Linked DNA regions of Homo sapiens: all the other regions are linked to region 1. The links are chromatin contacts, found by Hi-C or POLR2A ChIA-PET in ENCODE. All regions are on one chromosome and are shown on one strand. Each heading gives the region's core, a stretch centred on a gene start or an enhancer-like site at or near the end of the contact. The rest is flanking DNA. Distances are from core to core; before and after follow the strand shown. Region 1 holds the start of PIAS4 (protein inhibitor of activated STAT 4). Region 2 holds the start of DOHH (deoxyhypusine hydroxylase). Region 3 holds the start of HDGFL2 (HDGF like 2). Region 4 holds the start of MFSD12 (major facilitator superfamily domain containing 12). Region 5 overlaps SH3GL1 (SH3 domain containing GRB2 like 1, endophilin A2). Region 6 overlaps YJU2 (YJU2 splicing factor homolog).

Evidence for each region. Hi-C counts contacts between places; a loop is a spot of excess contacts on that map. ChIA-PET counts read pairs that join two places held with the same protein, here RNA polymerase II (POLR2A). Pooled maps may share reads with other maps.
Region 2: a loop to region 1 is called in a map with no recorded cell type, with 14 times the contacts of the local background. The contact joins the promoter of DOHH here to the promoter of PIAS4 in region 1. A Hi-C loop is called at or near these places in 1 of 168 maps with a recorded cell type or tissue (B cell), 4 of 37 single-sample maps with no recorded cell type and 8 of 50 pooled maps. POLR2A ChIA-PET finds 5 or more read pairs at or near these places in 3 of 52 experiments (CD8-positive, alpha-beta memory T cell, activated B cell and endothelial cell of umbilical vein).
Region 3: a loop to region 1 is called in a map of naive thymus-derived CD4-positive, alpha-beta T cell, with 7 times the contacts of the local background. The contact joins the promoter of HDGFL2 here to the promoter of PIAS4 in region 1. A Hi-C loop is called at or near these places in 1 of 168 maps with a recorded cell type or tissue (naive thymus-derived CD4-positive, alpha-beta T cell), 1 of 37 single-sample maps with no recorded cell type and 8 of 50 pooled maps. POLR2A ChIA-PET finds 5 or more read pairs at or near these places in 4 of 52 experiments (H1, activated CD8-positive, alpha-beta memory T cell and activated T-cell).
Region 4: a map of naive thymus-derived CD4-positive, alpha-beta T cell shows a loop between it and region 1 (3-fold over the local background). The contact joins the promoter of MFSD12 here to the promoter of PIAS4 in region 1. A Hi-C loop is called at or near these places in 1 of 168 maps with a recorded cell type or tissue (naive thymus-derived CD4-positive, alpha-beta T cell) and 12 of 50 pooled maps. POLR2A ChIA-PET finds 5 or more read pairs at or near these places in 3 of 52 experiments (Caco-2, GM12878 and SK-N-SH).
Region 5: a pooled map shows a loop between it and region 1 (6-fold over the local background). The contact joins the enhancer-like site here to the promoter of PIAS4 in region 1. A Hi-C loop is called at or near these places in 7 of 50 pooled maps. POLR2A ChIA-PET finds 5 or more read pairs at or near these places in 2 of 52 experiments (activated CD4-positive, alpha-beta T cell and activated naive CD4-positive, alpha-beta T cell).
Region 6: a loop to region 1 is called in a pooled map, with 2.4 times the contacts of the local background. The contact joins the enhancer-like site here to the promoter of PIAS4 in region 1. A Hi-C loop is called at or near these places in 1 of 50 pooled maps. POLR2A ChIA-PET finds 5 or more read pairs at or near these places in 3 of 52 experiments (A549, H1 and WTC11).

Annotation. Positions count from the first base shown.
Region 1 is chr19:4,005,237-4,009,610 of GRCh38, reverse strand. PIAS4 (protein inhibitor of activated STAT 4) reads right to left here and starts at 1,875. Exons shown (of 11, transcript NM_015897.4): 1 at 1,824-1,875. The coding sequence starts at 1,850. RefSeq lists silencers at 1,722-1,781, 1,812-2,111 and enhancers at 1,067-1,957, 2,312-2,441, 1,958-2,849.
Region 2 is chr19:3,498,685-3,503,058 of GRCh38, reverse strand. It overlaps DOHH (deoxyhypusine hydroxylase), which reads left to right and starts at 2,385. Exons shown (of 5, transcript NM_001145165.2): 1 at 2,385-2,498. LOC105372245 (a long non-coding RNA gene) reads right to left here. Exons shown (of 4, transcript XR_936262.3): 4 at 2,008-3,124. RefSeq lists an enhancer at 2,274-2,383.
Region 3 is chr19:4,470,211-4,474,584 of GRCh38, reverse strand. It overlaps HDGFL2 (HDGF like 2), which reads right to left and starts at 2,288. Exons shown (of 16, transcript NM_001001520.3): 1 at 2,163-2,288. The coding sequence starts at 2,234. RefSeq lists enhancers at 1-71, 1-373, 2,863-3,212, 3,473-3,642 and silencers at 2,093-2,152, 2,183-2,362.
Region 4 is chr19:3,555,087-3,559,460 of GRCh38, reverse strand. It overlaps MFSD12 (major facilitator superfamily domain containing 12), which reads left to right and starts at 1,875. Exons shown (of 10, transcript NM_174983.5): 1 at 1,875-2,355. The coding sequence starts at 2,058. RefSeq lists an enhancer at 1,036-1,330 and silencers at 1,440-1,989, 2,030-2,099, 2,280-2,449.
Region 5 is chr19:4,366,998-4,371,371 of GRCh38, reverse strand. The region is part of intron 1 of SH3GL1 (SH3 domain containing GRB2 like 1, endophilin A2); the gene reads left to right. Among named protein-coding and RNA genes, the nearest start is that of MPND, 26 kb to the right of the region's middle. RefSeq lists enhancers at 483-1,430, 1,883-2,072, 1,431-2,380. Within about 2 kb of position 2,236, at least 33 of the 41 ENCODE cell types and tissues checked have a DNase peak (open chromatin) inside an H3K27ac peak, as active enhancers do.
Region 6 is chr19:4,265,167-4,269,540 of GRCh38, reverse strand. It overlaps YJU2 (YJU2 splicing factor homolog), which reads right to left. Exons shown (of 8, transcript NM_018074.6): 7 at 1,767-1,917; 8 at 453-957. The coding sequence ends at 845. Among named protein-coding and RNA genes, the nearest start is that of SHD, 12 kb to the left of the region's middle. Within about 2 kb of position 1,745, at least 4 of the 41 ENCODE cell types and tissues checked have a DNase peak (open chromatin) inside an H3K27ac peak, as active enhancers do.

The sequences.
Region 1 (4,374 bases), core at 626-3,125:
GAACCTGAAAGAAGGGTCAACTTGATTTAATTGGGGTGGGGGGGGGCCCAGCCACCAGAGGGTTAAGGAAAGTTCATCAGATCATATTTCAAGGCCTGGATGGTACAAAAGAGTGCAGACCCTGCCCTCAGCCAGGGTGGGGGTTGGGGTCCAGGGTCACAGCTCCAAGCCCCGAAACGGGAGGTTACATTTCAGGACTCCAGGACACTTCAAGCCCAGAGCCTGCCACTTTGGGTTTACAGAGTTCAGGCCTCCACATCTCCAGGGCGAGTCTCCACTTTTCAAAACTCTAGAGAGGAGCAGAAGTGTGCGCAGGGGTGTAGGGTTGGGAGGCGAAGAGAGGTATATGCTATAATCACAGAGCCCTGAGTGCTGTGTTTTCAGATCCCAGGGGGTAATGTGAGAGGACCGAGAAGAAGATACGTACAGGTCAGGACCGTGGGGAGGGAAGATGTGAAAGGGGATGGGGGAGGGAGAGGTCCCCTAACCTCCCCGGAAGCCGTGGCCTTGCGGGCACTTCTAAGGGTTTTAGACCCTCAGCTCTAGGTAGGCACCTACAAGAAGGTACATCCCCTGGAATGGGGATACTCTGAGCTCAATCCCAGGATGATTAAAAGTGGTTCCAAGCTAGGAGATGGTATCTATGGGACATGGGACCTGGACAGGACCCAAAGTATAATAGAGCAGCAGCAACAGTTGTTCTAAAGAGGCCAGCCTTGGACCCAGTGGGGACCCTCCAGAGATCAACAAAAGAGAATAGGCAGAAAGAGAGGGGACCTTAGAAACCAAAGTTGGGGTGCATAAAAGTTCTGGGGGCTGTGTAGGGGGAGGGTGGGTGTCTGACCTAAGAAGTAGACTCGCTCAAGAGCAGAAAATAGGAGAAGCAGCCAAGGTTTGAGGACAGTATCTGATGCTGCACAGGTGAGGTTTAGAGCCCCCTGAAGCAGAATCAGTAGCCTCAGATTCTGTCCCGAGAGGAACGAGGTAGGACCAAAGCACAGTCCAGGATTTAAGATTAAAAAAAGGAGAATAAAGAAGGTCTGTGACCAAGAAGAGTGGTCCGAACTCCATCCTATGGGGAGGGAAAGGGAGGGCCCAGCCTTCCCCCAAGCGCCCACTCCGGCGTGTGAGAGACGGTGTCGGGAAGGGGGCGGGGTTCTGGGACCAATGCAGGAGCTGAAGAGGGGCTCAAGACCGAGCCTGAACTCCAGACCCCAAGAGGACGTGCCGTGTCTTGGGGGTGGTCTCAGGGCCCTGACTCCTCCACCTGGACGGTGGCAGGACACTATCCAGGACTCGGGGGACCCTTCCGAGCAGGAGACTCGCAAACCCCAGCCTGGCCTGTTGGGCGGGGACGAGACCCAGATAGCAGTCCTGGGAGCCCTGTGGGCGGGGAGGCGCAGACACTCCCCCCAACACACCAGCCAAAAAGCAAGGACCCCGGCTCGGAACCAAGAGGGCAACGAGTAGCTCAACACGTCCCGCATCCCGGCGGGACGGTGCCTCAACCGGGAGGCGCGGCCCTGGCCTGGCGCTCAGGGACCGGGACCCTAAGGGCTCGGGCTGGGTGGGGGGACCCTGCCTGAAGCCGGGGGAGCGACCCCCGGCGCGAAGACCTGGGTGAGGCAGGAGGGCCCCGCCCCCGGCCTCCCCGCCCCCCGCCCTCACCCTGAGACCGGGGGTCGGGGTCTGGGGGCCGGGACGGCGAGCCGCGGGCCGGCCGCGCTGTGGGGCCCCGGACAGAAGGCGCAGACCTCGACCTGCGGCCCGGCCCCCGCCCTCTCGCCCACTTGCCCCGGCCGGCGCCGCCACCGCTCACTCACTTTGGCCTCCACCAGCTCCGCCGCCATCTTGGTCACCAGCGTCCCCCGCGCCGGGAGCCCCCAGCCGTCGCGTCACGTGACCGCTCACCACTCGCGGGCGGGGCCGCCGCCCGGGCCAATTAGCACCCGCGCGCGCTCCTCCCGCCGCCGGTGCGCGCTGCTGCCTCCTGCGCAGGCGCGCGCGGCCACCGCCCGGGCCTCCGGCCAATCAGGTCCGTCCTACACCAGCGCCCCCCCCCCCGCTCGCGGCGACCACGCCTACCCCGGCGGCGCCTGACTCCTTAAAGTGGTACTAGCCCTGCGCAGGTGGGGACGGGTGCTCGGTTTCCTCTAGGGAGGGAAGGCGAGAGGGGGCGGTGGCAGCGACAACAATGCAGCTAGGTGCCGTGGCTTCCTGCGCGCGGCGGCCGCCAGGTGCGTCTCCAGACTCCCGGCGGCGTCGGGCAGGGGATGGTTGCTCCGCCGCAACGGCCGCCAGTGCGTACAGTGAGGCGCCTTGCAGCGCAGCGCGGTGCAGGCTCCACGGGCCCAGACACCCCGCGCGCTGCACATCCGGGTCCTGGTGTGCAGATGGGGCGTGGGCTCGGCAACCAGCTGGCTGGGGGCGCCCGGCGGAGAAAAGCGGGACCCCTGCTCCCAAATTCCTTGGAGATCGTACAGCCCTCACCTCTTTGCAGGCGCCCCCCCCATCCTGCCTCCCCACCCATGGGAAACCTTGGATCTGCACCAGTTGGGACCTCTTCTCCAAAGCGCTCCTTGGCTTTGGAGCTAAGTGGCTTCGTGCCCGTAGAAGTGGATTTCAAACTTCAATAATCAAGTATTTTAGTGCAATTTATTTTTTATTTTTATTTTTGTAGAGACGAGGATCTCATTATGTTATCCAGGGTGGTCTCGAATGTCTGGGCTTAAATGATCCTTCTGTCTGGGCCTCCCACAGTGCTGGGATTACAGGCGCGAGTCACCACACCTGGCTAGTCCAACACTTTAAACATAAAAAAATCAGTGCAAAAGAGTCCATGATGGATGAAATACCAAATTGTTATTTATTTATTTATTTTCGAGACGGAGTTTTACTCTTGTTGCCCAGGCTGGAGTGCAATGGCGCGATCTCAGCTCACTGCAACCTCCATCTCCCGGGTTCAAGGGATTCTCCTGCCTCAGCCTCCCAAGTAGGTGGGATTACAGGCGACTGCCACCACGCCCAGCTAATTTTTTTTTTGGCCAGGCTTTTCTGCAACCCCTGACCTCAAGTGATCTGCCCGCTTCAACCTCCCAAAGTACTAGGATTACAGGCATGAGCCATCATGCCCAGCCTTTTTTTTTTTTTTTTTTGAGAGCCTTGCTGTGTTGCCCAGGCTGGAGTGCAATGGAGCGATCTCCACTCACTGCAACCTCTGCCTCCTGGGTTCAAGCGATTCCCCTGCCTCAGCCTCCCGAGTAGCTGGGATTACAGGTATGCACCACCATACCCAGCTAATTTTTTTTTTTTTAGACGGAGTCTTGCTTTGTCACCAGGCTGGAGTGCAGTGGCGCCAGGCTGGAGTGCAGTGGCGCAATTTCGGCTCAGTGCATCCTCTGCCTCCCGGGTTCAAGTGATTCTCCTGCCTCAGCCTCCCGAGTAGCTGGGACTACAGGTGGGCACCACCACGCTCAGCTGATTTTTGTATTTTTAGTAGAGATGGAGTTTCACTGTGTTGGTCAGGTTGGTCTATGAACTCCTGACCTCAGGTGATCCACCGGCCTCGGCCTCGCAAAGTGCTGGGATCATGGGTGTTAGCCACCGCACCCGGCCTGAAATACCAAAATTTTAAGTAAAGAGCCAGACGTAGGAGTGTGCGCCTGTGGTCCCAGCTACTTAGGAGGCTGAGGCAGGAGGATCGCTTGAGCCCAGGAGTTGGAGGCTGCAGTGAGCTTTGATCATGCCACTACACTCCAGCCTGGGCGACAAAATTATAGGAGGCGGTTGTTTTAGACTAAACTCTTGTGCTAGGCACCAAGACACAGGAATAAACAAAATGCAGCTAGTCACACTCAGATTCTAAGTCACAATGACGAAGCTAAGTTGTTATCTGACCTTTGGGAAAACCAGGAGGGAGCCCTATCAGCCCATTTTCTCTTTTATTTTATTTTCTCTCTTTCTTTCTCTCTCTCTCTCTCTCTCTCTCTCCCTTTCTTTCCAGGAGGAGTCTCACATTTGTCGCCTAGGCTGGAATGCAATGGCGCAATCTCGGCTCACTGCAACCTCTGCCTTCCAGGTTCAAGCGATTCTCCTGCCTCAGCCTCCTGAGTAGCTGGAATTACAGGTGCCCGCCACCACACCCGGCTAATTTTTTTGTATTTTTAGTAGAGACGGGGTTTCGCCATGTTGGCCAGACTAGTCGAGAACTACTGACCTTAGATGATCCGGCCAACCAATTTTCCAAACAGGCCAGTTTCAGCCTTCAGTGGCCAATGTCCTAAAATTCCCTCTGCTTAATTTCTTTAATCCTTACACAAAAAAACTAGCCTGGCCGGGTGTGGTGGCTCACGCCTGTAATCCCAGCACTTTGGG
Region 2 (4,374 bases), core at 1,136-3,635, 510 kb after region 1:
GGCAGCTGAGGGCTGCAGTGATGCCTGTTATCTGCAGTCAGTTTTCCAACACATAGGAAGGCAATACAATAATTTAAAAAAAAAAAGGGGGGGTGGGCCGTGCACGGTGGCTCACGCCTGTAATCCCAGCACTTTGGGAGGCCGAGGCGGGCGGATCACGAGGTCAGGAGATCGAGACCATCCTGGCTAACACGGTGAAACCCCGTCTCTACTAAAAATACAAAAAAATTAGCTGGGCTTGGTGGTGGGCACCTGTCGTCCCAGCTACTTGGGAGGCTGAGGCAGGAGAATGGCGTGAACCCAGGAGGCGGAGCTTGCAGTGAGCTGAGATCGCCCCATTGCACTCCAGCCTGGGTGACAGAGCGAGACTCTGTCTCAAAAAAATAAAAGTGGGGGTGTCAGCTCCATGAGGCCAGACACTGTGTCTGTTTTGTCCTGTGTCCTCTGTGCCCAGGACACTATCCTCTGTGCTCAGGACACTGTCCAGCACACAGTAGTTGCTCAATAAGTATTTGTGAATGTTGTCTTAAAATAGAAGTTGGCCTTCCAAAAGGATTTCTTTGCTATGCACAGCATTTTATGTTTTTTCATTAATTTTTATTTAATTATTTTTTTGAGATGGAGTCTCACTCTGTCACCCAAGCTGGAGTGCAGTGACGCGATCTTGGCTCACTGCAACTTCCGTCTCCTGGGTTCAAGTGATGCTCCTGCCTCAGACTCCTGAGTAGCTGGAATTACAGGCACCCGCCACTAGGCCAAGCTAATTTTAGTATTTTTAGTAGAGATGGGGTTTCAGCATGTTGGCCATGCTGGTCTTGAACTCCTGACCACAAGTGATCCACCTGCCTTGGCCTCCCAAAGTGCTGGAATTACAGGCGTGAGCTACAATGCCCAGCCATGTTTTTTTATTAATTGCTCATTTTTTTTTTTTTTTTGAGATGGGGTCTTGCTCTGTCACCCAGGCTGGAATCCAGTGGTGTGATTACAGCTCACTGGATCCTTGAACTCCTGGACTCAAGCTATCAAGCCACCTGAGTAGCTGGGCCTACAGGCATGAGCCACCAGGCACAGTTGATTTTTTTTTTTTTTTTTTGGAAATGGAGTCTTGCTCTGTTGCCCAGGCTGGAGTGCAGTGACAGGATCTCAACTCACTGTAACCTGTGTCTCCCAGGCTCAAGCGATTCTCCTGCCTCAGCCACCCAAGTAGCTGGGATTACAGGCTGAGCCACTGCGCCCAGCCAAATTAAAAAAAATTTTTTTTCTGTTGAGACGGGGGCTTACCACATTGCCCAGGCTGGTCTTGGAATCTTGGGCTCAATCGATCATCCTCTCACCCCACAGCCTCCCAAAGTGCCAGGATTACAGGTATGAGCCACCACTCCTGGCAGTCACCCACATTTTAAAAATAAGAGATTGCAAGCAGGGCACAGTAGCTCACGCCTGTAATCCCAGCACTTTGGGAGGCCAAGGCAGGTGGATCACCTGAGGTCAGGAGTTTGAGACCAGCCTGGCCAACATAGTGAAACCCTGTCTCTACTAAAAATACAAAAAGTTAGCTGGTGTGGTGTTGCATGCCTGTAATCCCAGCTACTCGGGAAGCTGAAGCCTTTTTGTATTTTTAGTAGAGATGGGGGTTTCACCATGTTGGCCAGGCTGGTCTCGAACTCCTGACCTCAAGTGATAACACCCACCTCGGCCTCCCAAAGTGTTGGGATTACCGGTGTGAGCCACCGTACCCGGCCTCTTTCAGGTCTTTCTTCAGATGTCACCACCTCAGATTCTGGCCACCCTTCCTGAAACTGCACACCCTATACATACACCGCCCTTGGCTACCGAATTTTTTCTCGTTAGCCTTTTTCACCATCTAATAGGTATTGCATTTACTTATCGTGTTATTTTCTGTCTCTATAACAACACTGGGAGGCGTACGAGGGTAAGGGCTGAAGGCTCTCTTGTCCTCAAGGCCATGTACTATTTATTACATACATGAATGAATGAACGACTGCATTTCTTCCTTTTTTTATTCCTCACCTACTTAAGGTTCGAGCTCCCTGAGCCCATTGGCCAACACCTCTGGAGTCTGACCACGCCTAGAAACACTGCGCATGCTCCGTTGCTAGCCAGCCCAGGCAGGGCGCTGAATCGGCACAAACCAGTCTCACTTCTTGTACCGCAGTGGGGAGGTTGGAGAGAATTTTTTCCCATGAAAGGGCATACGTTGCCCGTCCCCTTCCCCGAAGAACGCACTAGGAATACTGTTCCTGCGTTTGCATGAGCTGTGGCACCAGCACCGACTCAGCCTTCCGGGCCTCCCTCATGCACGGAGCCTCTCACTAGGTCTCACCCGCGGCTGCGTTGGTGCCGTCCGGCACGGTCACGTGGGCGAGAAAATGGCGGCCCCCAGACCGCACTGCGGGCGTCGCGGCAGGTGAAGCGGTGGTGGCAGAGGCGCCTGCGGTTACTGGCCGGGCCGACGGGTCCTGAGTCTCCAGAGCTCGGTGAGGCGTCCCGGAGGCGGCGATCACGGTGTGGGGCCCGGGTCTGGCGGGCGGTGGCACCGGGAGCGCCTCGTTAGGGAATCCGGTCTCAGGGATTCGTTGACTGTGGATGGGGCGGGTTAAGGGGTCTCGAGTCCCGGCGATCTCTTTCCTCTGGGATTTTTTACATGAAAGAGTGCCCACCTCACGTCCTGAAGCTCCTATGTCGTACGGTTGGGTCTCAATGGTCCCCAGTGCCCTGCCAGCTCGCACAGGCCTGCCCTCTGGTTTCTGATGACCCCTCTTTAAAGGTGTCACTCTCCTTTGATGGTCACCTGTGCTTAGGTGGCTACACTGCCCTCGTCAAGCCCAGGCAGCCTTGCTGACGCCACTGTTCACCAGAGAGGGCTGCCAGCATGCCATAGCCAGCCTGTCTTGAGATGAAGCATCCGCCAGGTTCTCAGCCGATCTGGAAAGAGAGGGGTCCCTTCTCCCCTTGGCTGTGTTCTTTTATCCTAAGTCATTCAACAAAGCGTTGGTGGTTTAGAGCCCGACTCTGGAGCCAGACTTCCTGGATTCCTAACTCTTCACGCTGCTCCCAAGCAAGTTCCCAAGCACAGTCCCAAACTGTGCCTCAGTTTCCTCACCTGTAAAATGGGGACAATCTTAGTAACTACCTCACAGGGTAGTGATGTAGATCGAATGAATTAATGAATGTAAAGAGCATGGAGTGCCTGGCGCGTAGCAAATGCTACATAAGTGTCAGCTGCTATTGTCACGGTTGTCGTTTTTATTTTATTTATTTATTTTGAGACAGGGTCTTGCTTTGTAGCTCAGTCTGGAATGCAATGGCACGATCTCGGCTCACTGCAACCTCCGCCTCTCGAGTTCAGGCGATTCTCCTACCTCAGCCTCCCGAGTAGCTGGGATTACAGGCGCCCACCACCACGCCCAGCTAATTTTTGTATTTTTAGTAGAGATGGGGTTTCACCATGTTGGTCAGCTGGTCTCGAACTCCTGAACTCAGATGGTCTGTCCACCTCGGCCTCCCAAAGCGCTGGGATTACAGGCGTGAGCCACCGCGCCCAGCCGGTTATTGTTTTTATTGAGGCCCTACTGCGTGCAGGTCATTGCACTAAGTGCTGGGAATACAACAGTGACCAAGATAGACTCAGTCCCAGCCTTCAGAGTTCTATTCTAATGAGGGATAAGACCAATCACAAGCAACTAAACCAATACTTTCCAATATGATATCTAGGAGTCTTAGGCGCCGTGGAGAAAAATAAAGCTGAATAAGTGAAAAGAGATGGAAGAGTAACATTGTCCATTGTGATCAGGGAAGGCTTCCATGAGGAAGTGATGTTGGAGACCCAGGAAAGCAAGAGGATGAGCACGGGTGTTCCTGGACCAAACTGAGGGTCGGGCTGCTATTTCTCATGGTCCAATAACGAGATGCAGATTAACTGGGGAGGAAGAGAGTTTTTATTTCTGTAACCGGTTACAGGGAGAAGGCCTGGAAAATATCGCCAGACCAACTCAAAATGACAAAGTTTTCCAGAGCTTATATACCCTCTAAGCTCTCCATCTACATGTAACTGAGCATCCATCTAAAGACTTAAAGTGACTAACTTCTTTTAATCTATAACTAAGATCTGAATCCTGAAGACTTTCCTTTGGAACCTCAGTAAATTTACTTAATCTAAATGGGTCCAGGTGCTGGGGTGATCACCCTTATCTCATCTCCAGTGGGTCCAGGTGCTGGGGTGATCATCCTTATCTTGTCTCCTGCTAAATCATGGAGGTTTGGGGAGTTCTTCAGACACCCAGTAAAACTTGTTTCATCCTAAACGGGTCACATTAAGAATTCCTTCGTTATTGGCTGGGTGTGGTGGCTCAA
Region 3 (4,374 bases), core at 1,039-3,538, 460 kb before region 1:
CAGCAGGCTGGAGTGGCTTCTCCCCTCCCAATGCATTCCTTCCCCATCCACGTCTCCAGCTTCTAGGGGGCTCCCGATCTTCCCTGCCCCACTCACCCAGCTTCCTTCTCGCTTGGGTCTCCTCAGAGCTACTTTATCAGAGTCCCTGGCCCCTGGGCTCGGCCATGGGCCGCCAGGCCCAGCATCCCTCTCCCGCCAGAAGCATCCTAAATTCAGTCCACCCGAGGACCAGCCCGGCATGCCTCACAGCCCCGCTTCTCCCAAGACCCGCCCACGGTCCTCCGAGGCCCACCCATCCCAGCGGCATTGCCAGCTTCGGACCTGGGCTGGTTCTGGTCCAGAGCACCGTTTGGTGTCCCCCTCCACAGCCCCTCCCTGCTGCCCCAGCCTTCCACCCCCAGTGCCAAATTCCTCAGTCCTGCCCGGCAAATTCCACCAACCTCAGCCCTGGGAGACTCAGCCCTAAGACCTGGGGATGACAATAGCCTGGGGTCCCTGCTTCCCGCTGGCCTGTACCTCTCAGGGCCTGGAACTCACCCCCTCCACACCTGGGACTCCAAGGTGCGGAATATCCTTCAGGCCAGGACACCTGGGACTATCCAGGTCGTCGGGACCCCAGCTTCCACCAAAGGGGCATCCAAGGTCCCCTCGGCCAGCCCCCTTCCCTCAGAAGCGCTCCCACTCCCTGGGCCCGGGCCTGTCTCCATTTCAAGCATTGGGGTTGGACCACCCCACCCTCAAGTCCCTCCAAAACCAGCTTCTACATCCTCCTCCCCACAGGGGACCAATCCCCAGGGTCCCCCAACAGTCCCGATGCCAACTTCATTCTAAGGTCCAGTTCCCCGAGTCCCAGTGACCCCGTGAACAGAGCCCCGAGCCCCATTCCCCCACCCCCAGCCCCTCACTCAGAGGTCCCAGCTTCCCTTAGCCTTGACCCTCAACCTTCCCCCCTGACTGCCTCCTCCAACCCTGGACCCCTAGCACATGGCCCTCGGCCCCCCAGCCCCTCAAAACTGGGCTTCTCCAGGACCCACAAGGGAGTGCTTCAGCCCCCATATCTGACCCCAAATCTCAAGTTCCGCAGTTCTGCTCAAACTTGAACCTTGAGCCCTCAGGCCTGGGATCCCCAGGCCCTCAGGTGAGGGTCCCTCAGGTCCCAGACCCTCCCAGACACCCTGCGCACGGCTCCCTGAGGCACCCTGGACACCCCCAGACACACGAGGCGTGGCTCCCTCTGGGCCAGGGCAACCCCAGATCCCCATGGTGCAGCTCCCTCAGGCACAGAAGCCCCAGACCCCCAGAGCGCAGCTTCCTCAGGCCCAGGACCCCCAGACCATTGGCGCCGCAGCTCCTTCAGGCCCTGGACACCCCCCAGATCCCCACGGCGCAGCTCCCTCAGGTCCAGGACCGCCATTCCCCCAGAGTGAGAATTTATCAGGCCCCAGACCCCCAGGGCACCGCTTCCTCGGGCCCGGGACCCCCAGACCGTCGGCGCGCGGCTCTTTCAGGCCCCAAACACCCCCAAACCCCCAAGGTGCGACTCCCTCGGGCCCAGGATACCCCCAGACTCCCAGGGAGCGACTCTCTGAGCCCCAAAACCCTCATACACCAAGGGCGAGAGTCTCTCAGGCCGCAGACACCCTCAGAACCCCTAGGCGCGGCCCCCTGAGGCCCAGGGCCCCCAGACCCCGGGGCGCGGCTCCTGCAGGGCTTGGACACCCCCAGAACCCCAGGACGCAGCTCCCTGAGGCCGAGGACCCCCAGACCCCGGGAGGGGCTCCTGCAGGCCCAGACGGCGGGTCCTGCAGGATCCGAACACCACCAGACCACAAGAACGCGGCTCCCTGCAGCCCAGGACCCCCAGGCCCCGAGGGCGGGGCTCCCTGAGGCCCAGGATCCCTAGACCCCGGGGCGCGGCTCCGGCAGGCCCCGGACAACCCCAGACCCCTAGGGCGCAGCTCCCTGCGGCCCAGGACCCCCAGACCCCCAGGGCGGGGCCGCTGCGGGTCTCGGACACCCCCAGACCCCATGAACCCCAGACCCCCGGGGCGCAGCTCCTTCAGGCCCAGGACAACCCCGGCCCTCCAGTGCCCGCCTCCGGCCCGGGGCCCCCGCTGCCCCCCCCCCCCCCCCCACCGGCCCCATCTCCCGCGCGGCCTCACCCTGGCAGGCCAGTGAGGGTAGCCCTTCATCTTAGCGAACACCAAGTCCCCGGGCTTGAAGGCGTGTGGCATGCTGACGGCGAGAGGCCCAGGCCGCGGAAAGCGGCTGCAGCGGCGGTAGCGGCTGCGGCGGCGGCGGCGGCGGCAGCGGGAGGCGAAGCCGGGGGCGGGAGCGGGACGCCGAGGGGGCGGGGGAGGCTGTCTGGGCAGCCTGCCGACGCGCGCTTATTGGGCGTTGCGCCAACGGAAGTTCAGCCCTCCGGCCGTCACGGGCCGGCAAAGCCGTCGATCAGGACCACGTGCAGGGGACAGAGAAGGGAGGCGACCAATAAGAACAGAGGTTGGAGCACAGCAGTTAACGGGATTGGATAACGGACAGACCCAAGGGGCGTAACCCAGAGACTCTAATGGGAGGTTATGGGAGGTGAAAGGGAAAGGTGGGAGGAGACGAACAGACGCTCTAAGGGAGTGAAGGGGTGGAGCTTAAGGGAAAGAGGCAGGACATAGACCTCCACAAGAGAAGGGGATATAAGGAGGGCAGAACATTGGATACCGCAGAAAAGAAGGCCAATCACTTAACGCAATGGGCGGGTCATTGACAGCCTCTCCCGCTCAGGAGGAGAGGCTTAAAGTAGATATGCAAGCCATTGGATACCACAAGAGAAGCGCCTCAAGGTAGGGAGCAGGCATTGGCCATCACAAGAGGCGGGGCTTCAGCGGGAACGTCGGCCATTGGCTATCGAAAGAAGAGCGATACAACATAAAACAGGGACGGGCGATTGCCAGCTCGAGGAGGCGGGACTTAGAGGAAGGGGCAGGCTCCGGGGGAGCTCTTAGTATAAACAGCCACAAAATGCACAAAATAGTTATTTCTTCACTTAGTTAAAAACTTAACTGAGTACCTACTATATGCCAGGGCCCCAAAACGCCACACAGACCTATTCATTCATTCAAGAAAAATGTACTGAATACCGTGGGGCCGAGTCACTTGATTGTCCTGGGCTTCGCTCTCTGCACTTGGAAGATGGGGCCCATAATGATTGTGAGGACCCTGCTCTAGACTGAGCCCGGCAACAGGAAATACAGGAAGTATTAGAAGCTATAACTCGGCCGGACGCGATGGCTCACGGCTGTAACCCCGGCACTTTGAGAGGACGAAGCGGGCGGATCACGAGGTCAGGAGTTTGAGACCAAGCCTGGCCAACATGGTGAAACCCCGTCTCTACTAAAAATACAAAAATTAGCTGGGCGTGGTGGCACGCACCTATACCAGCTACTCAGGAAGCTGAGGCAGGAGAATCACTCGAACCCAGGAGCGGGGGGTTGCAGTAAGCCGAGATCGCGCCACTGCACTCCAGACTGGGTGACAGAGCAGAAAAAAAAAAGCTATAACTCTACCTTCCGGCAGGGCGTGGTGGCTCACGCCTGTAATCCCAGCACTTTGGGAGGCCGAGGTGGGTGGATCACGAGGTCAGGAGATCGAGACCATCCTGGCTAACATAGTGAAACCCCGTCTCGACTAAAAATACAAAAAAAATAGCTAGGCGTGGTGGCAGGCGCCTGTAGTCCCAGCTACTAGGGAGGCTGAGGCAGGAGAATGGCCTGACCCCGGGAGGCGGAGCTTGCAGTGAGCCGAGATCGTGCCACTGCACTCCAGCCTGGGCGACAGCGCGAGACTCTGTCTCAAAAAAAAAACAAAAACAAAAAACAAAACTCTACCTTCCAGGAATCAAGTATAACAGGGCCAAGAAATGTTAAGTTTTAAAATTTGTTGATGTTGCTGTGTTTTGTTTTGTTTTTTGTAATTAGGATCCATGGTAAGAACTAAAATGAACCAGGGTGCTTGAGGAAAAAAAGCTGAATAATGGAGACGACTTCTTCTCTCCTGGGGGATCACAGAGGGTTACTGGATGAAGTGAGTTTAACCAGACACTGGGAGAATGAATAGAAGTTGGACATGATAGTGAGGCGAGCCCTGGGAGGGCATGAGGAGCAGAGGGAAGAGCAAAAACAAGCGTCTGATCCTCACTTAAGGTCAGGAGTACGAGACCAGCCTGGCCAACATGGTGAAATCCCATCTCTAGAAAAAATACAAAAATTAGCCGGGCGTGGTGGTGGGCGCCTATACTCCTAGCTACTTGGGAGGCTGAGGCAGGATAATCACTTGAACCTGGGAGGCGGAGGGTGCAGTGAGCCGAGATCACGCCGTTAC
Region 4 (4,374 bases), core at 626-3,125, 450 kb after region 1:
CATACTGCAAGGACCTTTTGTTTTGTTTTGTTTTGTTTTAGAGCTGGGGTCTTGCTGTTGCCCAGGTTGGAGTGCAGTGGTGCAATCATACCTCACTGCAGACTGCAAGGCCAAATATACTGCTGTAGGCCGGGCGCGGTGGCTCGTGACTGTAATCCCAACACTTTGGGAGGCCAAGGCGGGTGGGTCACTTCAGTTCAGGAGTTTGAGACCAGCCTGGCCAATATGGGGAAACCCCGTCTCTACTAAAAATACAAAAATTAGCTGGGCGTGGTGGTGGGTGCTCGTAGTCCCAGCTACTCGGGAGGCTGAGGCAGGAGAATCGCTGGAACTCGGGAGGCAGAGGCTGCAGTGAGCTGAGATTGCAACACAGCACTCCAGCCTGGGTGACAGACGGAGACTCCATCTCAAAAAGAGAGAGAGAGAGAGAAAGAAAGAAAGAAAACTGCTGGAGACCCGCCCGATGCAGAGGCTCATGTTTGTAATCCCAGAGCTTCTGGAGGCCAGGGTGGGAGGCTTGCTTGAGACCAGGAGTTTGAGGTCAACCTAAGCATCATAGTGAGACCCTGTCTCTCCAAAATTAAAAATACAAAAGTTAGCCACATGTGGTGATGCGTGCCTGTAGTCCCAGCTACCTGGGAGGCTGAGACAGGAGGATTACTTGAGCCCTGAAGATTGAGGCTGTAGTGAGCCATGATTGCACCAATGCACTGCAGCCTGGGCCACAGAGCAAGACCGTTTCTTTCTTTCTTTCTTTCTTTTTTGAGGCGGCGTTTCACTCTTGTTATCCAGGCTGGAGTGCAATGGCGCGGTCTTGGCTCACTGCAACCTCTGCCTCCTGGGTCAAGCGATTCTCCTGCCTCAGCCTCCAAAGTAGCTGGGATTACAGGCACCTGTCACCACGCTCGGCTAATTTTTGTATTTTTAATAGAGACGGGTTTCACCTTGTTGGCCAGGCTGGTCTCAAACTCCTGACCTCAGGTGATCCGCCCGCCTCGGCCTCCCAAAGTGCTGGGATTACAGGCGTGAGTCACCGCGCCCGTCTCAAGACCCTGTTTCTGAAATAAATAAAAAGAGGAAAGAAGAGAAAATGCTGCTGGAAGGAGTAGGGCCTGAGTTAGGGGGAACCGCACACACCCCCTGGAGGAACTTGAAACCCTCAGTCCGGTGACCCGTTTGTGGGAGGACGTTGGTTGGACGGGGAGGGTCGCGCGCACAGGCCTGGGAGTCACAGACGCCTGACTCACTGCGAGCCTCGGGCAACTCTGTTCCTCGCCTGTAAAATGAGAGTGAAATTTGCGTCACCACGTGGGGCTCTTTGCAGGCAACGCTCGTTAAAGGCCAGCTGGTACTATTATGTTGATTACCCCCATCATTACCGTTAGTAACCAATTAATTAGTGTTGTTGCGTCCTCTCCGCGCCCGATCGCGTCTCTCTAGGCCGGGGAGTCAGCGGACCCCGAGGCCAGCTCGGGCTCAGACCTCCCCCCAACCCCAAATCCAGAGCCCGTCCCACTCGCTCCACCCCGGCCCGCAGTGGGCTGTCCAGCTCCGGGTGGACTGGGGTGGTGCGGGCCTGGAGGCCGGGTCTGGGTGGGAGCCGGCGGTGCCCTCTGGTCCATTTCCTTCCCCAGTCTATGGGGGTGCCGGCCACTCCTGCGGCGCGCTCGGGGTTCGCCCTCATACCCGGCGGGCGCTAGGACCGCGTGGGCGCCCGTCGTAGAGGCGGAACGAGCCCTGCGGCCACGCCCCTCTCCTCTCTCCTTGGCGATTGGCTGCGGTTCCCCGGGGCGCGGCTCCGATTGGCTCAGGCACCGGAACCTCCCCGCCCTGCCCCGCCCGGCGCAGTCGCCCGGCTCTGGGGCCCGGCGGCTGCAGAGTCGAGCGTGGGGCGGACGCGGCGGACGTGGGTGAGGGCGCGGCCGTAAGAGAGCGGGACGCGGGGTGCCCGGCGCGTGGTGGGGGTCCCCGGCGCCTGCCCCCACGGCACCCAAGAAGGCCTGGCCAGGGTACCCTCCGCGGAGCCCGGGGGTGGGGGGCGCGGGCCCGGCGCCGCGATGGGCCCGGGACCCCCAGCGGCCGGAGCGGCGCCGTCCCCGCGGCCGCTGTCCCTGGTGGCGCGGCTGAGCTACGCCGTGGGCCACTTCCTCAACGACCTGTGCGCGTCCATGTGGTTCACCTACCTGCTGCTCTACCTGCACTCGGTGCGCGCCTACAGCTCCCGCGGCGCGGGGCTGCTGCTGCTGCTGGGCCAGGTGGCCGACGGGCTGTGCACACCGCTCGTGGGCTACGAGGCCGACCGCGCCGCCAGCTGCTGCGCCCGCTACGGCCCGCGCAAGGCCTGGCACCTGGTCGGTAAGCGTCCCGGCCCCGCCACCTGTCGGGCAGCCCCTCCGAGACTCCGCGACCCGGGCGCCTCCTCCCTCTGACTCACCACCCGCCGTCTGCCTGCCTCAGGATCGGAGTCTCCCCTCGGTCTGTCTGTCCCGTGGCCCGAGCTTCCCTGCACTGTCTGTCCACGGCCTTAACCTCCCCTATGTATCTGTCTGCCCTATGAGCTGAGTTTTCACCCCTCTGTCTGTCCCCTGGCCCGAACCTCCCCTGTCTGTCTGTCTGTGCCCATGGCCTGAGCTTCCTCCATCAGTCCCACCACCCAGCCCCCTCTCTCTGCCTGCCTGGGACCTAAGTCTCCCCTGTTTGTCTGCCCCATGAGCTGAGTTTTCACCCCTCTGGCTGTTCCGTGGCCTGAGCCTCCCCCGTCTGTCTGACTACCCAGTGGCCCCTCTGTGGTGTCACTCCTGAGCCTCCCCTGCCTGTCCCACCATCCAGCATCCCCCGTCTTTCTGCCCCATGGCCTGAGCCTCCCCCGTCTGACTGTGCTGTGCCTCCCCCATCTGTCTGACTGTGCAGTGCCTCCCCCATCTGTCCAACTGTGCAGGGCTTCTCTATCTGCCTGAGCCATGAGCCTCCCCCATCTGTCTGTTTAACTGCCCCGTATCCCCTCTGTCTGTCCCTTGGTCCAGCCTCCCCTGTCTGCCTCAGAGCTGCTGTCTGACCTGCGGGGCCCTCACCATCTGACTACATGACTTTCTAGTGGGAATGCCTTTGTTTGTCTGAGCCCCCGGGCCACCCTGAACCCTCTGGAGGGTTGGTGGTGACTGCTCAGCGCCTCCTTTGTCAGTCTGTCTAGCCTGAGCTCGTCTATTAGGGTGACCAACTGGGACAGCTATGGCTGAGGGACAGTCAGGCCCCCTAGAGCCTCCTCTCTCTCTGTGTGTTCTGCCAGGGCAACCTGGTGCGTCAGCAGTTTGAGGGTGCTGCTCCGGGAGTTGAGAGTTGGGAGCCGCCTGGGTGGGACTGGAGGGTCAGGGGTCTCTGCCCTGTTCTTGCATTGCCTCTATCTGTCTGGCCAGGGTCAGGGACCCCCTAGGTCTGGGGGAGCTGCCCTGATTAGAGAGGGCTGTTGGGAGGGCAGGAGGCTGGCGTCATGGGCTGGGTCACCCTGCCCCAGTGCCCATCGATAAGACTGCAGGGCTGCCTCCCAGCGGCCCTCCTCTCCCCTCCCGGACCCTGGGCCTGAAGATTAGCCGGCCTCCTTCCCTGCTCTTCTTGCCCTCACAGAAGTGCCGGCTGCGTCCTGGCATTTGGGACACATGTGGCATTTCAGCAGGCAGGGCCAGGAATCCTGCTCAGTTCTTGGAATTCCAGGTGGCAGGAGGGGCAGGCGGGTGCCTCCTCACCCTTGGGAACAATGACTGGGATGGGTGGTTGGACCCAGGATCTGGGTGATGACATTTTTTGCAAGAGGCAGTGGATCTCCAGTGGTCTGAGGGTGGCAGGCTCCGCAGCAGGCACAGCTTGGGGACTGGAGTTTCATGTTTCCTATGTCCAGGCTATTCCTGGGGTACCTGAGGCGGCGGCAGACAGGGAGGGGACCGGCTGTCCCTTCCTTTGTGGTTACGTTGGGATTGGTTGCTGAGCGGAGCCCAGGGCCCCAAATGCCTCTTTGATCATAATAGTTGGATAAGCTCTTTGACAGTCGCGTAAGATAATTTCTGGGCGGGCCGGGCACGGTGGCTCACCCCTGTCATCCCAGCACTTTGGGAGGCCTCCTCACCTGAGGTCAGGAGTTTGAGACCAACCTGGCCAACATGGCAAAACCCCGTCTCTACTAAAGTACAAAAATTAGCCGAGCGTGGTGGCGCACGCCTGTAATCCCAGCTACTTGGGAGGCTGAGGTGGGAGAATCGTTTGAACCCGGGAGGCAGAGGCTGTAGTCAGCCAAGATCGCGCCACTGCACTCCAGACACAGCGAGAGTCTGTCTAAAAAAACAAAAAACAACAACAACAAACCAAAACAAGAAAACAAACAGA
Region 5 (4,374 bases), core at 987-3,486, 360 kb before region 1:
GTGGCCACCACAGCTGTGCCTGCCGGGCACAGGGCAGCTGCCCACACCCCTCTGGGTAAAACCTGGGATTCTCCTGCCTACGGTAGCCCTGTCCTGACTCTCAGTCCACAGTGTCTTCACAGTTCATTTCTGTATTTTTCCACCTTGTATTCTCTGTTCTGTGTGTCACATCCCTTGCTCCCCTCCAAAGAGAGCCAAAGGTCTAAACTCTAATGAATGCCAGGCTTCAAAGGAATAGCCCCCTTCTCCCAGGGGGACAAGAGTCCCATGCTCTGGGGCAAAACCCCATCTTCGTGTCCAGCTTGCTCGTTTCCCAGGTGCCTGGCTCACAGGTGACAGAGTACAGGGTCAGGCAGAAAATCCATGCGGCATGCAGGTGGCGGGTGCAGGTGGGATGCGTGAGCATAGAGTGGGCAGGTCTCCGCTGGGCATCTCTGGGCAAAGATCTGAAAGACCACAAGCCAGTCTTGCCAAACCCTGGGGAAGTGTCCGGCAGGCAACAGTGGGATCCTTCCCAGAGGCCACTGCCAGGCCTGACTGAGCCGGGGCCTCTCCCATAGTGACTTCTCAGCCCTGGTCCTCGCCTGGCAGGGTTGGCCAAACCTCACTTCTCCCTGCTCCAGGCGGGGACATGTCACAGCCTCTGTGGGAGGCCAGCCGGCATCTGAAGCAGGGGCAGAGTCTTGGAGACTGTTCCCTCTTGGGCTCGGCCTGTTTGTTCCAGGCATGGGGAGAGAAGGCGCTGGTGTTGCTCTCAGGATGGCAGCCCTTGTGGGGCCTGCGGTTGGTCACTCGGGGTTTGCAGCTGGTACTCTGACCCCGTCCAGGTGGGGCCCTGTGGGAGAGTGGGGAGGGGGCCCCCACCCACCCTGCCACCCTGATGCAGGTTCAGTCAGCGGAGGGTGGTCTCACCCCTGAGCCCTGTTGGGTCCCTGGCTACTGAGTGGCCCCATTATTTTCCTCCGTTTCCTGCCATGCGGGGTGGGAACAGGAGGCGAGCCTTGTGGGTATGGGATGGACTCGAGTGCGGAGCTGTCATTGCCACTGCTGAGTCCGCTGCACTAGTCAGGGCTACAGCCAGCCTGCAGAGTCTCCCTCGGCAGGAATGGACTGCTGGGACCATGGCCTCAGTCCTCCCTCCCCACCGGTAGGGTCTCTGATGCGGGGGCATTGGGGCTGGCTGCCCCACAACAGGCAGCTCTTGCCTGGCAGATGGCACCAGGGTTAGGAACACTCGCTCCTGACAGCGAGCCCAGAGGCGCCCTCTGGTGAGCCTCCCCGTGGCGCCCAGCTCTGCCGCAGACTCTCGGTCCCCTCCGTGCTCAGCAGTGTGCTGGTGTGGAGACCGCAGTGAGTAGGGCCCCAGCGGGCAGGAGCCCACGCTTGGTTTCCGCGCTTGCGGCCGGCGCTGCACGTGGCCCGGCTGCCTTGCTTTTCCCGTGTTTCCCTTGTGGCTGCTCATCCCTGTGTCCATCTGTGCTGGTTTCTAGCCCATAAGCCTTGGAGAGAAGGGGCCTTACAGGGTTGTGTCCCCTGCCCAGTGCCTGGCCCGTGGGGGACCATCAGTCACCACAAGGGACTTGGCTGGAGCTGAGCAGAGGGACCCGGGTAGTTAGGGCACAGCCTCCCGGGTGTCAGGGGTGCGAGGAGTCAGGCGGTTGTGGGGGTTCAGGAAGTCGTCCTGGGGCTCAGGAAGGCAGGGTCCTGGATTCCCAGGTGAGATGGGCAGGTGGGGCCAGGGCCAGAGCCAGAGGCCACCAGGTGGGTCTTTGGTACCGTGGCGGGTCCCCAGCCCCTCCCCTCAGAGGCAGGATGTGGTCCTCGCCGGTAGGGCCTCTCCTCCTGCCCTGTGAGAGGCAGGGGGCTGGGGAAGGGCCCTGACGGAGCCACTCCTGCCAGCCTGCACACTGGGTCCTGCCTGGGCAGGTCGTGGGGCCGGGGTGGCCTCCGCCCAGAAGGTGTGGTTTCGCAGCCCGCTGGCTTCAGTTCTCCTCCCGGCTTCCCAGAAGAGTCCAGTCTCACATCAGCCACTCATTTCCCTCTCCGGCAGCCGCTGGCTCTGAGCACGCCCTCTCTCGCCACAATCAAAAGAAGTGAAACTGTCCCAGGAAATAGAGTGGAACGCCCCAAAAACACCTAGGGAGGGGGGGCTCCTTCCTCCTAATGCCTTCAGCAGAAATGGAGGGCAGCCCCACTCTCCTGCCCCGCAAGGGACAGTTCCTGCTTCTCACCTGTGCCAGAGTCAGCCCTCCCGCGGTGGGTGTGACGAGGTGATTTTTTTTTTCTTTCTTCTTTCTTTTGAGATGGAGTCTTGCTCTGTCGCCTAGGCTGGAGTGCAGTGGCTGGATCTCTGCTGACTGCAAGCTCCACCTCCCGGGTTCACACCATTCTCCTACCTCAGCCTCCCGAGTAGCTGGGACTACAGGCACCCGCCATCAGGCCCGGCTAATTTTTTTGTATTTTTAGTAGAGACGGGGTTTCACTGTGTTAGCCAGGATGGTCTCGATCTCCTGACCTCATGATCCGCCTGCCTCAGCCTCCCAAAGTGCTGGGATTACAGGCATGAGTCACCGCGCCCGGCCAACGAGGGGATTTTTAAGAAGCTTCCAAGGTGCTGTGTGGCTGAGTTGAGAGCCACCAACCCACAGGCAGGAAAGGGACAGGGGTCAGAGGCATGGGGCCTGTGCTCACTGAATGCCCGGCACACCCCGCACATGAAGGCAGGTGGACAGAAAGGGTCCCGATGCGTGGGTGAGGACAGTCCCGTGGTGTGGGGGCTTCCAGAGCCAAGCCTTGGAGGAGGGCCAGGAATTCCTTGGCAAAGGGGCTGGTGTCTTTTTGGGCAGGTTGCCAGGACACAAGACCAGCCGTGTACTCCGGGCAGGCTACCTTTTGCAGAACTTGGGGTTGGGGGCATTTGCACTCATGGTGCCTTGGGCTGTGACCTCCAGGCATGGGCTAGAGGGTACACCAGGTGCCTGGCGTGGGCAGAGCCCCAGGCTCAAGCTTCTCCTGCCCCCGCACTTCCTGCTCTTGGGTCACTTCCTCCCAGGCTGGGTCCTAAACTCCTGACTGCCCTGCTGGACACCCCCCAGCCCCACACAGCCAACGCAGTGTGGCACCACACGGACCCTCATGGCATCCCTTGGCCACGTCTTGTGACAGCTCGGGGCAGGCAAGCACCAATCAGACCTGGGGAGCACCAGGGGCACAGGCCATGGCCCACGGCACGCAACACCTCACTCTCCTGCCCAGGCCGTGTGTGCACGTCTTCACACAAGTGATCAGACCCGGGATGTTAAATTTGCCGATGACTTCAGAGATGGCACACCCTGTGACACTTGGCCCCCAGAGGGCAGGGCCAAGCTTGTGACCTCAGGCGGCCTCCCTCTGGGAGCCTCCATTTGTGGCAGGGCCTGGCAGCCACTCGGCTCTTCATGAAGCGCTGTGTGCTGGGAAGGGCCTCACACTGTCCATCCTCACTCTGTGCGGCATCCCTTGGCGCCAGGCACACATGGGATACGTGGGGTGAAGAAAGCAACGCCTGTGCTCAGACAGCGGTGCTGGGGTTCAGTGGTTCCCGCCATGTTCCATGGGACATTTCAGGGCTGTTTTTCGCATCCCAGGCGCTGTCAGAGGGAGTGGTTTGGGAATTCAGTGCTTGCTTCTGCCTTCCCACCACACGAGGAAAGACGCTGTAAGTGCCTGTCATTGTCATCGCTTTCACCGTAGCTGAGAGCCGTGAGGACCAAGGTGTGCCAGGCCTGTGTTGACTGCCTTGTGAAACTCAGTGTCCACATGGGGCAAGGGCTGGGCTGTCCCATCCTGCAGACACGGGCACCAGAGCACAGGAGAATGGCGGCCTCCCTGCCCGGCTGCCTGCACCTCTTCTCGTAACTGTCAGCTCCTGCTGCCTCTCCCAGCCAAGCTGGCAGGATTTTTTTTTTTAAGTAGACCCCACATACTCAAGGATGGGGGCAGATCCCCACATTGCTATCTGTGGGGATGTTTGTGTAGGCGCTTCTGGAAGCAGTGTCTTCTGAGCCATGTGTTCTCAGGCTGAGGCTCTGGACTCCACCGTGGCCCAGATGGGGCCTACTGTGGCAGGGTCCCCAGTGGGTATGTGAGTGGCAGTCGGGACACACACAGGTGGGCAGGCCACCCCCACCCTCCCCCTCCCCCTGCAGGCCCACCCTGCTCTGCAGGCAGCGTGTGGCCCTGGGGTGCCCACGGCAGTGCCTGAGGTGTGTGTCCTGATCACTTGGCCTCCTGCCTCCAGCTGTGGATGCGATGTGGCTGGAAGGCGGCTCAGGGCCTCCTGTCCTCTTCTTCCTCCTACCCCTGGGCTCACAGCGTTTCCCCTCTTCTGTCCTC
Region 6 (4,374 bases), core at 496-2,995, 260 kb before region 1:
GAAGAGAAAACAAAAAGAGCCCAGATGCACACTCAGGCGACAACTAAATATAAATATCTGGGCTCATGCCTGTTACAGTGGCTTATGCCTGTGACCCCAGCACTTTGTGAGGCTGAGGCAGGAGGATCACTTGAGCCCATGAGTTCAAGATCAGCCTGGGCAACATGATGAAACCCAGTCTCTACTAAATATACAAAAAGTTAGCCAGGAATGGTGGCATCCACCTGAGGTCTCAGCGACTCGCGAGGCTGAGGTGGGAGGATCACCTGAGCTCGGAAGTTCAAGGCTGCAGTGAGTCAAGAATACGCTACCGCACTCCAGCCTGGGCAACAGAGTGAGATCCTGTCTCAAGACACAAACAAACCTCTGTGGAATGACCCTCGAATTGTGCTAACAGAGGAGGTCCTGGGACCTCCTCATCAGACTCTGGGAGAGAGAAGGGGCCCAGGCGGTTGGCAGGTTTCCTTTTATTGGTTCTAGACAGTTTGTGGAAGGAAGAGATGAGGCCATCTAGAGGCCGGCAGGCTCGCCCAGTGCCCCAAACACTGCCACCCTGAAGTAGTGTTGGAAGCTGCTCCAGGGATGTTGCAGCCCTAAGCACAGTGACAGGTGGGGGCAGGAGCAGCAGGGGTCCCCGAGGTGTTGAGAGGCTGGTGAGGGCACAGAGAAGGGACCTCCTGGGGCTGAGGCCCCTGGTGGCCCTATGTGTTGGAGCACGCTGGCGCTTGTCTGTCCGGCCTCCAGTCACGCCAAGGCCTCCTGCCCTGACCACCAGCAATGCTGGCCTCAATGTGGCTGAAGCTGGACGTGTGACTTTGACCCCGTGAGGGGGTCCTGGGAGGGCTCAGTTGCTGCCGTTGCTGTCGTCACTGTCCAGGTATGCACCCAGTTGGCTCAGGGAGGACGCGCCAGGCGTCAGGGGTGTAGGGTTGGCCTCCTTCCTGTTCTGCGGGGCTCCTGGTGGGAGAGCGAGAGTTAGCTCATCTCAGCTCCACAGCAGACAGGCCAGGGACAAGGCACGGGGCCGGCCACCTCTGCAGGTTTGCAAGGTCCAGAGGTGACAGCATGTGAATGGCCTGGCCTTTCTGGATGGCACCTGATGGGACCCATTGCAGATTTACATCTGCACACCCGGGACTCAACAGCTCCGCTTCTGAACAATGGCCAATGCAAACCTTGCCCAGGCAGGCAACGTGCGCTGCCAAGAATGGAAATGGCGCAAAGTTCACAGTCCAGTCACTGTGGACTTAATCGCCTTAGGAAACATCATACTAAGGCAACTAAAAGACAAAAACAGGCCGGGCGCGGTGGCTCATGCCTGTAATCCCAGCATTTTGGGAGGCCGAGGTGAGTGGATCACCTGAGGTCGGGAGTTCCAGACCAGCCTGACCAACATGGAGAAATCCCACCTCTACTAATAATACAAAAATTTAGCCGGGCGTGGTGCTGTAGTCCCAGCTACTTGGGAGGCTGAGGCAGAGAACTGCTCAAACCAGGGAGGCGGAGGTTGCGGTGAGCCGAGATGGCACCACTGCACTCCAGCCTGGGCAACAGAGCAAGACTCTGTCTCAAAAAAAAAAAAAGAAAAAAGAAAAAAGAAAAAAAGAAGCCGCCTGCCTTCTCTGCTCACTCCACTAATTGGTCCTGTGGGGGTCGCAGGCCGCCCCCACCCACCCCATGAAGTCTCTGTAACTGCAAAGGGAGCTGCTGCCACCTACAGGCCACTATAGAAACCGCGCCCGGCTCTGGGAACTCTGTGACCTTACCTGGGGTGGGGGCCGCCTGAGGCTGCCCGTTGCTGCAGTCCGGGTCGGCCTTTGCCTTCTTCACCACGACCAGCCTCGACAGCGGGGGCCGGCTGCCCAGGCTGCCAACGCTCTGCTCCCAGACCTCCACCTTCCTCTTGGGCTTTGGGGCCTGCAGGTGATGGGGACACATGTGGGGGTCTGGCCCGGATCCAGGGCCCAGTCTGGCCCCTCGCCACAACCCCTGCTCACTGCCCCATGCCCACTCTTCCACTGCTGCACTGACCACATTCCTCCTCTGCTCTAAACTCCTCTATGGCTCCCCACTGCCCTAGGCTTGGCACTCAAGGCCTCTGCCCATTCTCCATCCCACATAGCCTGGTCTGGCACTTCCTGAGTCACACCATGGCTTCTCATCTCCACGCCTTTACCCATGCTATTCCCTTCACCAGGGATGCCCCCTTTTCCATGCACTCGCTTGGTGAACTCCTACTCACCCTTCAATACCCAACACAAGACACCCCTCCTCTGAGAAGCCCATCATGGTTCAAGCTCACATGCAGGCTGCATGTCCACGCTCACAGTGCCCTCTGCTGGCTGTTATAACTCTCTCCCCAACTCTGCCGTGAGCTCCTGTCTTCCCCACTGCTGGCTCTGCGGTGCCACAAACAGTTCCTGGCACAAGGAGGTGCTCAATGTACTTGAGAGAACGAGTGAAAATGGAGGAAGCCGCCTTGAGAAAGAGTTAGGGGCAGGTAGAAAAGGCCTCCAGCTCCTTAACTGCAACAGAAGGGACCCTTTAATCTATATTATTAAAAAAATTTTTTTGGGGGGAAGGTCTCACTCTATTGCCCAGGCTGGAGTGCAGTGGTGCAATCATAGCTCACTGCAGCCTCGAACTCCTGGGCTCAAGCGATTCTCCTGCCTCAGCCTCCTGCAGGTGCACGCCACCATGGCAGGCTAACATTTTTAATTTTTGTAGAGACGGGATCTCGCTATGTTGCCCAGGCTGGTCTCAAACTCCTGGCTCAAGCGATCCTCCCGTCTCAGCGTCCCAAAGAGCTGGGATGACAGGCGTGAGCCACTGCATCTAGCCTCTTCAATCTGTTTTATGTTTAAATAGAGGAAGTGGTAACCACTGGGTTAAGGAAGTCCCAATGGGTGCTCTGCCCTCACGGAGCTCACCGTGTGGGGAGGGAGAGGGACAAGGAGACCAATACCCAGGATAACATCCATCTGGGTGAGAGAGAAGCCAGGGTGCGTGAGCTTGAATTGTGAGGATGAGCTTCTCAGAGGAAGGGCGTCTTGCATTGGGTATTGAAGGGCGAGTAGGAGTTCACCAAGCGAGTGCTTGGCAAAGGGGGCATCCCAGGTAAGGGGAATGGCATGGGTAAAGGCGTGATGAGAAGCCACAGTGTGATTCAGGAAGTGCCAGGGCAGGCTAGGTGGGATGGAGAATGGGCAGAGACCTTGAGTGCCAAGCTGACGGTGTGAGGGGCGGCCACTGCTAAGGTGGTGGAGAGGCCTCCTTAAAGTTGTGGCTCTGGGCCGGGCGCAGTGGCTCATGCTTCTAATCCCGGCACTTTGGGAGGCCAAGGCAGGTGGATCACGAGGTCAGATAGAGACCATCCTGGCTAACACGGTGAAAGCCCGTCTCTACTATAAATACAAGAAATTAGCCAGGCTTGGTGGCACACGCCTGTAATCCCAGCTACTCGGGAGACTGAGGCAGGAGAATCGCTTGAACCTGGGAGGCAGAGGTTGCAGTGAGCCGAGATCGTGCCACTGCACTCCAGCCTGGGTGACAGGGCGAGACGCCGTCTCGAAAAAAAAAAAAAAAAATGTCGTAGCTCTGGGCTGATGTCAAAATGAGGAAAAGAAGTCAAAAGGCACAGATGGCCAGGCACAGAGGCACACACCTGTAATCCCAACACTTTGGGAGGCCGAGGCGGGTGGACCACTTGAGGTCAAGAGTTCGAGACCAGCCTGGTCAACATGGTGAAACCCCGTCTCTTTATTAATAAAAAGAAAATACAAAACCTAGCCAGGTGTGGTAGCACACGCCTGTAATCCCAGCTACTCAGGAGGCTAAGGCAGGACAATTGCTACAGGCTGGGAGCCGGAGGTTGCAGTGAGCCGAGACCGTGCCACTGCACTCCAGCCTGGGCGAAAGAACAAGACCGTCTCAAAAAAAAAAAAGTTACCTAGGTTAGTTCCCAAACCTGTTTCTACAGGTGGTACTCATCATCATTAAACTAAACTAAGGATTGGGAGGCCAAGGCGGGAGGACTGCTTGAGGATAGGAGTTTGAGACCAGCCTAGACAACATACAGACTCGCCTCTAAAAAAAAAAAAAGAAAAGAAAATTAAAAATTAGCTGGCTGTGGTGGCACACACTACACACTTGTGGGTCCCAGCTACTTGAGAGGCTGAGGTGGGAGGATCATTTGAGCCCAGGAGTTGGAGGCTGCAGCGAGCTGTGATCGCGTCACTGCACTCCAGCCTGGGTGACAGAGCAAGACCTCATCTCTAAAATAAAAATAAAATAAACCAAGAAAACGCAAGTGTGGAGATATTCCTTCCTATAAAAGTTAGGGTGAAGGTTTGAAAAGTCTTGATGAAGGTGAAT